2 separate regions of the Mus musculus genome follow, and region 1 is linked to region 2. A link is a loop called in an ENCODE intact Hi-C map of the cell type or tissue named here. Cell type or tissue: left cerebral cortex. All regions are shown on one strand. Links, peaks and the distances in the headings refer to the core of each region. The heading gives the core; the rest is flanking DNA.

Region 1 (5,708 bases), core at 199-5,198, 92 kb after region 2:
TGAATAGCTCAGTGAGGATAAAGGCACCCTGAAGTTCTCCCGCGGCCGAGCGCGCCCGTCTTTTGCCTTGCAAATCTTTACCTGGCTGGTTCCAACCCCTCCTAAGCATTCCCGACTACATTTCTCACAAAGAAAGGGGAAATTCTATGAAAGGTGTCAGACAAATTAACTGCTGTAAAGGTTTTAAAATGCCAAAATGAACACCCGCTGTCCTGCGGTTCCAATGGTGTGTAGTGGTGCAATTTCCCTATGTATTGAGAAGAAGAGTAATACGGAAAGAAATAGAAATAAAAATAAAAGGAGGCAGGAGAAAGTGGGGCGAATTTAAGAAAACGTCAGAAAATAGCTACAAAGACATGCAAAACTTTTCCTGCAGTAATGCCGCAAGAACATTAGCTATTGTCAGCAACCCAAACGTGCTGCTTAAACACGAATCAGGGTGCTTGAGAGGGTCCCTGAGGCAAAAAGGGAAAGCTGGGAGTGGGGTGGGGTGGGGTGGGGTGGGGTGAAGGTGTCTTTGTGACATTGGATGTTAAAAGTTGATGTGTCAGTAGGGATCGCGAACCTTTTTATTTGGAACATTTAAGAGTCCTAGTGATGTGGGCTTTAGGTATTAAGAGGCAGGATGGGACGGGGGAATAGGAAAGGAAAAGAATAAGCAGGGAAGTTATGGGGGTCTCAGAGAAAGTAGGGGTCCTCATAGAAAAGCGGCCAGGCTGGAGCCGCAGCTCGCTAGCCTTCTGTCGTTCGCCCCCGCCTTTGCTTTTGCGCAGAATCCTCCCCTTGGCTGCAGCAACGCGCTGCCCCCACTGGCCTGCGCACGGCGATCGATCACAGTCTGCGTCAGAGTCCCGGCGTATAAATAGAGGTGGCAGGACCGCGCCGAGCCGCACACAGCCATCCATCCTCCCCTTTCCCTCTTCTCCCCCGTTCTTCTCTCTAGGTCCCCCATCTCCGCCCCGGGCCTGAGGGGCGCACCGGCCGCCACCATGAGTTCGTTCGGCTACGATCCGTACTTTTCGACCTCCTACAAGCGGCGCTATGTGGAGACGCCCCGGGTGCACATCTCCAGCGTGCGCAGCGGCTACAGCACGGCGCGCTCCGCGTACTCCAGCTACTCCGCGCCGGTCTCCTCCTCGCTGTCCGTGCGCCGCAGCTACTCGTCCAGCTCTGGCTCTTTGATGCCCAGCCTGGAGAATCTCGATCTGAGCCAGGTAGCCGCCATCAGCAACGACCTCAAGTCTATCCGCACACAAGAGAAGGCACAGCTGCAGGACCTCAACGATCGCTTCGCCAGCTTCATCGAGCGCGTGCACGAGCTGGAGCAGCAGAACAAGGTCCTGGAAGCCGAGCTGTTGGTGCTGCGCCAGAAACACTCTGAGCCTTCCCGCTTCCGCGCCCTGTACGAGCAGGAGATCCGCGATCTGCGGCTGGCAGCGGAAGACGCCACTAACGAGAAGCAGGCGCTGCAGGGCGAGCGCGAGGGGCTGGAGGAGACTCTGCGCAACCTGCAGGCTCGCTATGAGGAAGAAGTGCTGAGCCGCGAGGACGCCGAGGGCCGGCTGATGGAAGCGCGCAAAGGTGCGGATGAGGCCGCGCTCGCCCGCGCCGAGCTGGAGAAGCGCATCGACAGCCTGATGGACGAGATAGCTTTCCTGAAGAAGGTGCACGAGGAAGAGATCGCCGAGCTGCAGGCTCAGATCCAGTATGCTCAGATCTCCGTGGAGATGGACGTGTCCTCCAAGCCCGACCTCTCCGCCGCTCTCAAGGACATCCGCGCTCAGTACGAGAAGCTGGCCGCCAAGAACATGCAGAACGCCGAAGAGTGGTTCAAGAGCCGCTTCACCGTGCTAACCGAGAGCGCCGCCAAGAACACCGACGCTGTGCGCGCTGCCAAGGACGAGGTGTCGGAAAGCCGCCGCCTGCTCAAGGCTAAGACCCTGGAGATCGAAGCCTGCCGGGGTATGAACGAAGCTCTGGAGAAGCAGCTGCAGGAGCTAGAGGACAAGCAGAATGCAGACATTAGCGCCATGCAGGTATAGTACGGTTTAAGCTCAGTGGGGGTGGGGAGGTCCACGGTAGGGGCGGCGGCGGGGGGGGGGGGAGTCAGGGTGTACCCAGAGAGTGAACGCTAGGGGGTTCTAGAGCACAGAGCAGCTATCAGAGGGCTTGGCTTCCGAGAGGTTGTGGAAAGGATGGGGCATTTGGAGGGGGCGGGGCGCGACTGCTGCCTGGGGATTGCTTGTTCTGGTTGAATCAGGGTTGTTAGGGGTGAGTTGGGAGGAAGGGGCGGAGGGAGTCGGAGTTGGGCGTTGCCAAGTAATGCCTTCTCTTTACTGACAACCCTTAACTCCCAAGTTACCCTCAGTACTTCCTGGATCTCCTGGTTAATAAATATGCCTGCTAGCTCTCACTAGTTTTGGGCCACCCAGCCTTGGGATAGTTTTTTTTTTTAATAGGGACACAAGAATACAGTCACAATATTTTAGCAATTAATCACTGCAGTCCATTAAAAAAAAAGTTCTTCATCTTTGGCGGGGGGAAGCATTTTAGACAAACAGCTACACAAATATATATAATTTAATTTTTATTTATATATTTATTTAGACAAACACACACACACTATATATATATTCCCCTTCCCAAATGCGACCTGGCTAAAAGAAATGTGACAAGGGTGGTTAATAATAATAATAATATCATCATCAATTTGGTAGTTTTAAAAGACAGCTTACCATAATCAATTGAGAACAATTTTCAAAATTGTTCACATCAGTCTACTCCCCTCCTCTTCCTCCTCTCCTTCTCTTGCTTCACTAGACTGGGCATTTTAGGCCAACCCCTCCCCCTATGCCCCACCCCACCCCATTATTTTAAGGGAGATTTCTGGAAGGTGTACACTTTGGAGTTAACTAAGACCAGAACTTATCATGGATACTACAGTAAAACAAATGCAGTAGAGATTTGTGTTTTGAATTTTTTAAAACAATCTTCCTACAGGACACAATCAACAAACTGGAGAATGAGCTGAGAAGCACGAAGAGCGAGATGGCCAGGTACCTGAAGGAGTACCAGGACCTCCTCAATGTCAAGATGGCCTTGGACATCGAGATTGCAGCTTACAGGTAACATCAGGGTGGTGCTGGCAGTGGGCATGGCGGCTCAGGACAGAGCAGATGACCCAGTCAGTGCAGTTATAGTGAGTCCCACGTGCTCTAGAATAGTCCTACTTTGGTCTTCCTCCAAGAGGGTACAAATGTGTAGGGAATTAACCCTGAAGTAACATAAGCCCTGTTCTTAGCATTCATATTTTAAACCTAATAGGGATGCATAGAAGGTCTTTTTGGGTGGGGTCTCTCGTGAACTCCTTATTAAATTTTGATTATGCCTAACCGTATTTGTTCTTGTATTTGCCTTTGAGGTTGGTTGTAGAGGAAAGTAATGAATGTGGGCTTAGAGCAATGAACACATCCAGCCTTGCTCTAACTGTACTCTTCATTCCCTCTCCACCAGAAAACTCTTGGAAGGCGAAGAGACCAGGCTCAGTTTCACCAGCGTGGGTAGCATAACCAGCGGCTACTCTCAGAGCTCGCAGGTCTTCGGCCGTTCTGCTTACAGTGGCTTGCAGAGCAGCTCCTACTTGATGTCTGCTCGCTCTTTCCCAGCCTACTATACCAGCCACGTCCAGGAAGAGCAGACAGAGGTCGAGGAGACCATTGAGGCTACGAAAGCTGAGGAGGCCAAGGATGAGCCCCCCTCTGAAGGAGAAGCAGAAGAGGAGGAGAAGGAGAAAGAGGAGGGAGAGGAAGAGGAAGGCGCTGAGGAGGAAGAAGGTATGAAAAGCATTAAAAAAAAACCCTTTCAGAATCTCTATTGCAAATTGGCTGTGGATTTTTATTGGGAGATCCATGACCTATGCAGGCTTTGCTTATCTAAATTCTATGTGAGCTTTGCAGTCATAAACAGTGCACATTTAACGAGAACACACACGTTTAGTAAGCACAGATGGTAAATTATAAAACGTTCATGTACACTCATTTAACACAGTGGTTTGGTACCCAAAGGAACATTTGATGTTGGCCAAAAGACAAAGAGTTGATTGCGCCCTAAAGAACATCAGTGCCAGACATATGAAATTACTGAGGGCAGCTCTTGGAGAGGAGATGAGCTTCCAGTACCTGGAAGCAACCTCCTTTTACATATCCTTTAGGAGAGTGGGGCCAAGAAGTTTTTAGACACAGTCTGACAATAGTGATTATTAGCCCACAAAGCCTCAGTAGAAATGGTTTGCCTAGACCTACCCTGGAGTTTTGTATTTTCTTTTTATGTTCAAGCTGCCAAGGATGAGTCTGAAGACACAAAAGAAGAAGAAGAAGGTGGTGAGGGTGAGGAGGAAGACACCAAAGAATCTGAAGAGGAAGAGAAGAAAGAGGAGAGTGCTGGAGAGGAGCAGGTGGCTAAGAAGAAAGATTGAGCCCTATTCCCAACTATTCCAGGAAAAGTTCTCCCCAATCAGGTCAACCTCATCACCAACCAACCAGTTGAGTTCCAGATCCTATACAAATTAAGAAGTCAATACATGTATAATTCTGAGATGACTTAGGTTGGACTTTCAATGTTGTGCTATGAATTTCCTCCTTACGCAGAGTATCTGTTTGCTTGCAGAGTGGCTTTCTGGCTTGCTGCCAGCCTGTGCATGGTCCATGCTTATGAGTTCAGGATCTATGGCAATGTGAATCACACAGATGTTTACAATAATAATAAAAAAAAAACCACACACACAACACGAATAAATGAATTCACTAATGTTCATGTGCAACCTCATGGGAAAAATAGTAACTTGAATCTTCAGTGGTTAGAAATTAAAGACCTCGAGTTATGTGCAATAAATAGTAAATAAAGTTACACTGAATGACATATTTTGCTGTGGTTTTTACTTAATTAAAGTACCTTAAATAAGGCACCAACATAAACCATAGGTAAGTGGACGACTGACCTCCAGTTTTTTATAAAGTAAAAGTTGTAGTGAGTGCAGTAGATAATTGGACATTCTGAGGGATAGACAAATAGGTCAAGTCTAGAAAATATTTCAAACGTTACTGATAATAAATATGAATGAGACCATTCATAAATAAGAGCGTCATTCAGCATGCAAAACACACAATGCTAGCTGGAGGGATGGCTTCCTAAAAGACGGTTTTGAAATTATGATGGACTATTATATAGTAGTGCAACCTGGATGGACTATGAATCCCACACAGTTGTCACGGTGGTTACATTTTTAATATATCCTTGAATATCGGGCATAAATTGAAACCTGAGCCCATGATACAATTAAGAGGAATGTCATGGGGGGGCGGAGAGGAGTAAGATTATCAGAGGTTATCTGCCACTGCAAACATGTTGCCTGGAATCCTGAGCTCATGAATGGTGTGTTGTCTGCTTAATTCTACTGCCTCACATAATTGCCTTTGATGCTATACATTTAAAAACCCTTTAAAGACCACACAAGCAGATAATGGGATTACATTACTGTCACTTCTTGGGGGAGAGAATAAATTTGCGTGCTGCATTGGTATTGCTCTGCATGTCTTAATTGGTAACTATTTGGATTTCAATGCCTGGTTGGACACTACATCATCTTTCCCCCATCCATCCACATCCATGGTAAAGCCACGACAAAGCTTGCACTACTTGTGTTTGGTGTG
Region 2 (5,708 bases), core at 412-5,411:
TATTCAAAACATTGTACTCCTACTCGCTGTGACCATCCTGGGTTGTCAGAGTCTCCAAGGACTAGTAAAACCAAAGTCCCCGCCCACATATTTAATGAGTTCATTATCCCCCAAATGAGCTTTAGAGTCACCTCAAACCAGGAGCTTAGCAAGCCATTAACTGACATACTGGAATTGCCACCCTTTCCTGGTAAAACCAAGTGTAAGTGGTTGGTGAAGGGTGAAGGTCGTGGGGTGAAGGGTGAAGAGTTGAGTTATCTGTTTTTTTTTTTAAAGGTTTATTTATTTTATTATACATAAGTACACTGGTCTTCAGCCACACCAGAAGAGGGCGTCAGATCTCATTACAGATGGTTGTGAGCCACCATGTGGTTGCTGGGATTTGAACTCAGGACCTCTGGAAGAGCAGGCAGTACTCTTAACCATCTCTCCAGCCCTGGATTGTCTTTTTAGGTAAGAGGTTTATTGAAAGAGTCCGTAACAACAAAGATGGACAGACAGCAGCAGTGTTTGAACGTCTGAGGAGGTTCAGGTACACATGGCAGAGTGGGATTTCCTTCTTTGGGGTATCAGAAGAAGTGGGGGAGGCTCTATGCCCTCTGAGACTGACAGGTTCTATAGCATATGTTTGCAGTCCCAGTGCCTCAGGCTCATCCACTCATTTCTGGATGGCCAGAGGAAAGAGAGGGAATCCATTAGTCTGGAGCCAGTATGTAAAATCGTTTTTGGGGGTGAGGAGAGCAAGAATCTGGAAAGACAAGCTCATGGAGGAAGGTTACTAGATGGAGTGACCCTGGCTGACCACTGGCATGGGAAAGTATTGTTATGTGCACCTGGGGGGGGGGGGGATGAGTTGCATATTGTTTTATTAATTTCAATTTTTTTTATTTTTAATCTTTTGTGTGTAAGGGTGTTTTGCTTCCATGTATGCCTGTTCACCATTTGTGCCCACAGAAGCCCAAAGAGGATGCTAGATCTCCCGTAACTGGAGTTCCAGGTAGTTGTGAGCTGTCCTGCGGAAGCTGGGAGTGGAACCCCGGTCCTCAAGAAGAGTAGCCAGTGCTCTCAATGGCTTAGCCATCTCTCCAACTCATGGTGCATATAGATGCTAGGGAACTTCTTACGTTGCATAAGTATTATCACCTGAGGCTGTCAATCACCACATAGCTGTTTCTATTCCATCCACACTCTCACCCTAGCTGCACTCACCATCTCCCTCGCTCTGTTAACTCCAGACCTCCTTAGCTCTTTGAGAACCTGCCTTTGCATTGTAAGGCAAAGGCAACACAGTCTCTTATCAGAGAACGGGGTGGGGGGGGGTTACAGAGGGCGAATGTTTAGCTGAAATGATCCTCAGAGAGTCAAGAACACAGAAGACTCAGGTGTCAGTCCCTCCCGTCCCTCTCAGACTTCATCCACACCAGAAATCTAAAGTAAGGCACGTGGGTGGAGGGGACCAGAAGTCACGTGACCAGATCATTGGTTCCTGAGACACAAGACAGAATCCAGTCTCATCTTCTAAGGTGACAGTTAGCTACCTGGAGGAGCCTTACTGTAGGTGCTTATTATGTGCATAGCAGTTAACTGACTTTCTATCCATGTGGAGTTTGTCATATATATCTTAATAACCATTGTCGATCCTGGAAAATTATGTATCATCAGGTGTGTGATGGTCTCAGTTACCTCGAAGTCACAATAGACAGCTGTTTCAGCAAGCTGTAAAACCTGTGTGTCTAGGATGTCACTTAGCTGGTGTCTTTTCTTCTTTATTTTGAACATTCATCTCAAGGTGTAATGTAAGGGAAAAGCCTGCCTAAATCCACCAACATTTTTTTTCTGTCAGTCTAGTTTAGGAGGACCTAAGATGTTGTCTAAGTGAAGAGACACCATGATCACAGCTCTTATGAAGGAAAACATTTAACTGGGGCTGGCTTACAGTTTCAGAGGTTTAGTCCATTTTAGTCATGGTAGATATTGGTATTGAAGGAACCAAGAGTCCTATATCTTGATCCACAGACAGCAATAGGAGATTGCCACACTAGGCATAGCTTGAGCATAGGAGAACTCAAAGCTCGCCCTTCTAGTGACACACTTCCTCTAACAAGGCCACACCTACTCTAACAAGTCCATACCTATATCTCCTAATAGTTCCACTTCCTATGGGACAATCATTCAAACACATGAGTCTATGGTGGCCGTCCCTATTCAAACTACTGCAGATGTCATCTCTGTCTCTATATAACGTGTACAACCTTTAAGGGTTGTACTTCTCAATAAAACCCCAATAAAAACTTCCTGATGACAGAGTCAAAAGTGTTTCCACATCAAACTTGGAAAAGCACCCTAAATATACCTTACCCCACCGGAGCAGGTACCTCTGCGGAGGTAGGTATTACATACATTTTTGAATATGAAGACTTTCTTCCTGAATATGCAGACTTAGAGAGACCTCAGCATCTTGCAGTGGCGCCATTTGACCACAAGGTGGCAGAACCCTCCAAACATATGAACTGGAAAGCTATTTAGGCCATTTGCTCTAATCCCACGCATTACCCACGGACATGGGTAATTTTTCGGCTCTCATTCTGTGGGCACTGTCATTGGCTATAGTAAGAATTAGCCTACGATCAAATGCTCAAATAAAGCCAAACTCTGAGATTCTCACCCTTTTATTTTCTGCCTGATGCTTCGCTTCCTTCTTAACAGGACAAGGGGGAGGGAGACACAAGCCCGAGCATCCCAGAAGGGGCTAGAACATTCGGCTCTGCCGTGATGAGTTAGTTTGACAAGCTAAATGATGATCCAACAGGAATGGGGGCATATTAATATCGTTGTTTCCATTTTGGGCCTTTTCTTGCAGGTTGTAAGATACAGTACTCTGCAGCAGCGCCTACACGGGGCTATCACAGAGCCCTGCTATTTTAATCGGCCTAATTGGGTTTCTCATCTCTGTTAGGAGAGCTGGAAGGTGTGGGAAGATGAAAGAGGCGTGGAAAGACACTTAATTGGCTCTGTGTTCCATATATCTTTATGTAACCGCGAGGAGATCTTATATAAAGAACGCGTAGAGGGAGAAGAGGGAAGTGGGGGTACAGCTGATGGACGGACACTCTCTAGGCACCCAGCTTGCATGAACATTTCAGCCAGCAGTGACAGAGCAGAGAAACCTGCCTCAGAAGGCGCTTGTCTCCTATCTCTCAGATGATTCGCGTTGCTTCTACTTGTAGAGATTTTGCCACACAAGGTTAAGTAAATCTTGGCAAGACATCACGATCATAGCAGAAAACATTCCCAGTTAGTGTGAAAATAAGAAAGCAAAGCCATATGGATTCAGGACGTGTGTGTGTGTGTGTGTGTGTGTGTGTGTGTGTTTATAGGACAGAGGTTGACATTACGCATCTTCCTTTGTTCTCTCCTACTTTGCTTTTTAAAGACAGGCTTTCTCAAAGAGACCCTGAAGCTCCCAGATTGGGCTTGATTGGCTAGCCAGCAAGCCCAAGGACTCTCATGTCTTCTGTGTGTCTCTAGTGCTAGGATTACAGGTGTCTGCTAGCATTCCTAGCTTTTAAATGTGGGTTCTAGGCATTCAAATTCAGGTCCTGTGATATATGATCCCGGGATAAGCAGCACTTCACCAATAGAGATATCCCCCAGGCTCAAGGGCTTTCTTGAATATTCTGCAGATATGCTACGCTGTGTCTGAAAGCTCTTTGACCCAAGCTTTAGGAATTACTTGTTTCCCATTAACCACTTTGCCTCTGATGAATTATTGAAACAGTGCCTCGTTTAAAGAAAGCAGAATTTGCGTCTTTTCTCCCCCAGGTATTAATCTAAGGCCACCAGGAGCTCTTGGCCTAATCAAAGCTCACCAAGGTCCTGCTGCTTGCAGGCTGGGGGCGGCTTGAGAGCCCTGGGTTCAGGGGAGGTGCTGGGACAGCCTTGGCTCAGCCAGGTGCTGCACTGCAGAGCTCGCTGCAGTCAAGCCTGCAGCAGGCCAGCCAGTTCAGCCCTGTTAAAGTCACAGCGCTGACTTATCTGTTTTACTGGCCACACCCAGGATGCTACTAATGGTTGAAGAGCCAGCTTCCTTTGGGGCTCCACTAGTCAGTCCAAGCTCCAGGGCTGTAGTCTGAGGAGGGGGAGGGAGAGATTTTTAGATTATATTTCTTAACAGCATTGTTACACTATCCTGGCTGCTGAAAACTCAGCCTTATTTCCAGGGTAAAATTCTTCTTATATTCTCACCTATGTAGCCAAGCCCATTTTAACTTGTGTGGGGACCCCTAGAAAGAGTTATTCTTCCTGAGTTAGTGACCACAGGGCCCAGAAAAGGGAGCAGGGTCTCGCCATTCATTGCCAAGTTGCTTGGCAGGAAGTTCCTTTTATAATTCCCACATTCATCTCACCTGTACCTAAGCTAGACCATTGGACAGACCTGGTCACAGAGAAGAAACACAGGGACCAACAGAACTCTTTTTTCTCCATGTGGTATTTAAAGGATGCAGAGGTCCAGTGTTTTCTTCCTCAGTAGGGGGATAGATCACTGGTAGCATATTTATATAAGACAATAGAACACAATCATCAAAAAGGCTCTCTGTTTTACTTTTTTATTGAGAATCTCATATTCATATACAAGGAAACATGATCATACACACCCCTCTACGTCTCCCCTTCAACTCTCTATATCCCCCCACCCCCAACACTGCCTCTCCCATCTTCCCGTCTTCTTTTCTCTTGGTGTGTCATAACCCACTAATTCTGATTGGTGTTGTGCATATGTGCCTGGGAACCCACAGTGGCCACACCCTCAGGGAAGAATGATATCCCCCTCCCTCAGCACCTACCAACTGTCACTAGCTCTGCAGCAAGGGGTGGGGCGTAGATAGTCCCGAGCCCTGAATCTGCTCCTTTCCCAGTACACAGCCGTAATGAACTGTCATCTTTTTTTGTTTGTTTGCTTTGTTTTCTGAGACAGGGCTTCTTTGTGTAGCTTTGGCTTGTCCTGGAACTCACTCTGTAGATCAGGCTGTCCTTGAACTCATAGAGATCTGCCTGCCTCTGCCTCCCGAGTGCTGGGATTAAAGGGGTGTGCCACCACTACCTGGATGAACTTTCATCTTTTCACTCAAGAGTCTTCTCTTGGCATATTCACTTTTTTTCTTGTGTGTTGAGGAAACTATTAGGTAAGATAGAGTTAATTTTATCATAAGCACTGAGGTACTGTGACAGTTGGATAACTCGTGTGTACTAGCCCATCAGGAGGGTAGAATATACAGTGCATATACCCTGGAACAGGATGATGATTTATGTCCTGGGCAGGTTAGGGCAGTATGTCTTGAGATTCCCCTGCGATATTCAGAATGTTGTGCAATTGAAAACTTAAGGAGTAGGTTACTTCTGGAATTTTCCATTTGATATATTCAGACTGCCATGATCACAGACTGAAACACAGAAAGCAAAAATACATATAGAAGCCTGGATTTTAGGCCCTCCGGTTTATTTATTAATTTACAGCCTGCCCTTAAGGCAATCAAACAGATTCTTTCATAGACACAGAACACACAGGAAAGGCAGGTGTTGAATAATGCAGGCAGAGGAAAGGGCACAGGCAAAGTGGAACAGGTGAAAAAGGCCTGGCATAAAACATTCTTGCCAAGAGAGGAAGGGAGGAATGCTTCCAGGACCAGGGTTTATGGATAGCTTTAAAG

Evidence for each region. Peaks named below come from ENCODE experiments on the same cell type or tissue, not always from the same donor. Only the 100,000 strongest peaks of a DNase experiment are listed, where the experiment ranks them.
Region 1: a loop joins it to region 2, with 3 times the contacts of the local background. A loop is called at or near these places in 1 of 42 quality-filtered maps.

Annotation. Positions count from the first base shown.
Region 1 is chr14:68,082,974-68,088,681 of GRCm38, forward strand. Nefl (neurofilament, light polypeptide) reads left to right here and starts at 890. Exons shown (of 4, transcript NM_010910.2): 1 at 890-2,036; 2 at 3,001-3,125; 3 at 3,514-3,833; 4 at 4,335-5,708. The coding sequence starts at 990. The coding sequence ends at 4,474. In left cerebral cortex, for the core only: a CTCF peak has its summit at 2,148; DNase peaks (open chromatin) are centred at 863, 1,348 and 2,146; H3K4me3 peaks cover 2,421 bases; H3K27ac peaks cover 1,566 bases.
Region 2 is chr14:67,990,838-67,996,545 of GRCm38, forward strand. No RefSeq gene overlaps it. Among named protein-coding and RNA genes, the nearest start is that of Gm41189, 42 kb to the right of the region's middle. In left cerebral cortex, for the core only: a CTCF peak has its summit at 2,474 (motif pointing right); DNase peaks (open chromatin) are centred at 2,532 and 2,918; H3K4me3 peaks cover 348 bases; H3K27ac peaks cover 1,207 bases.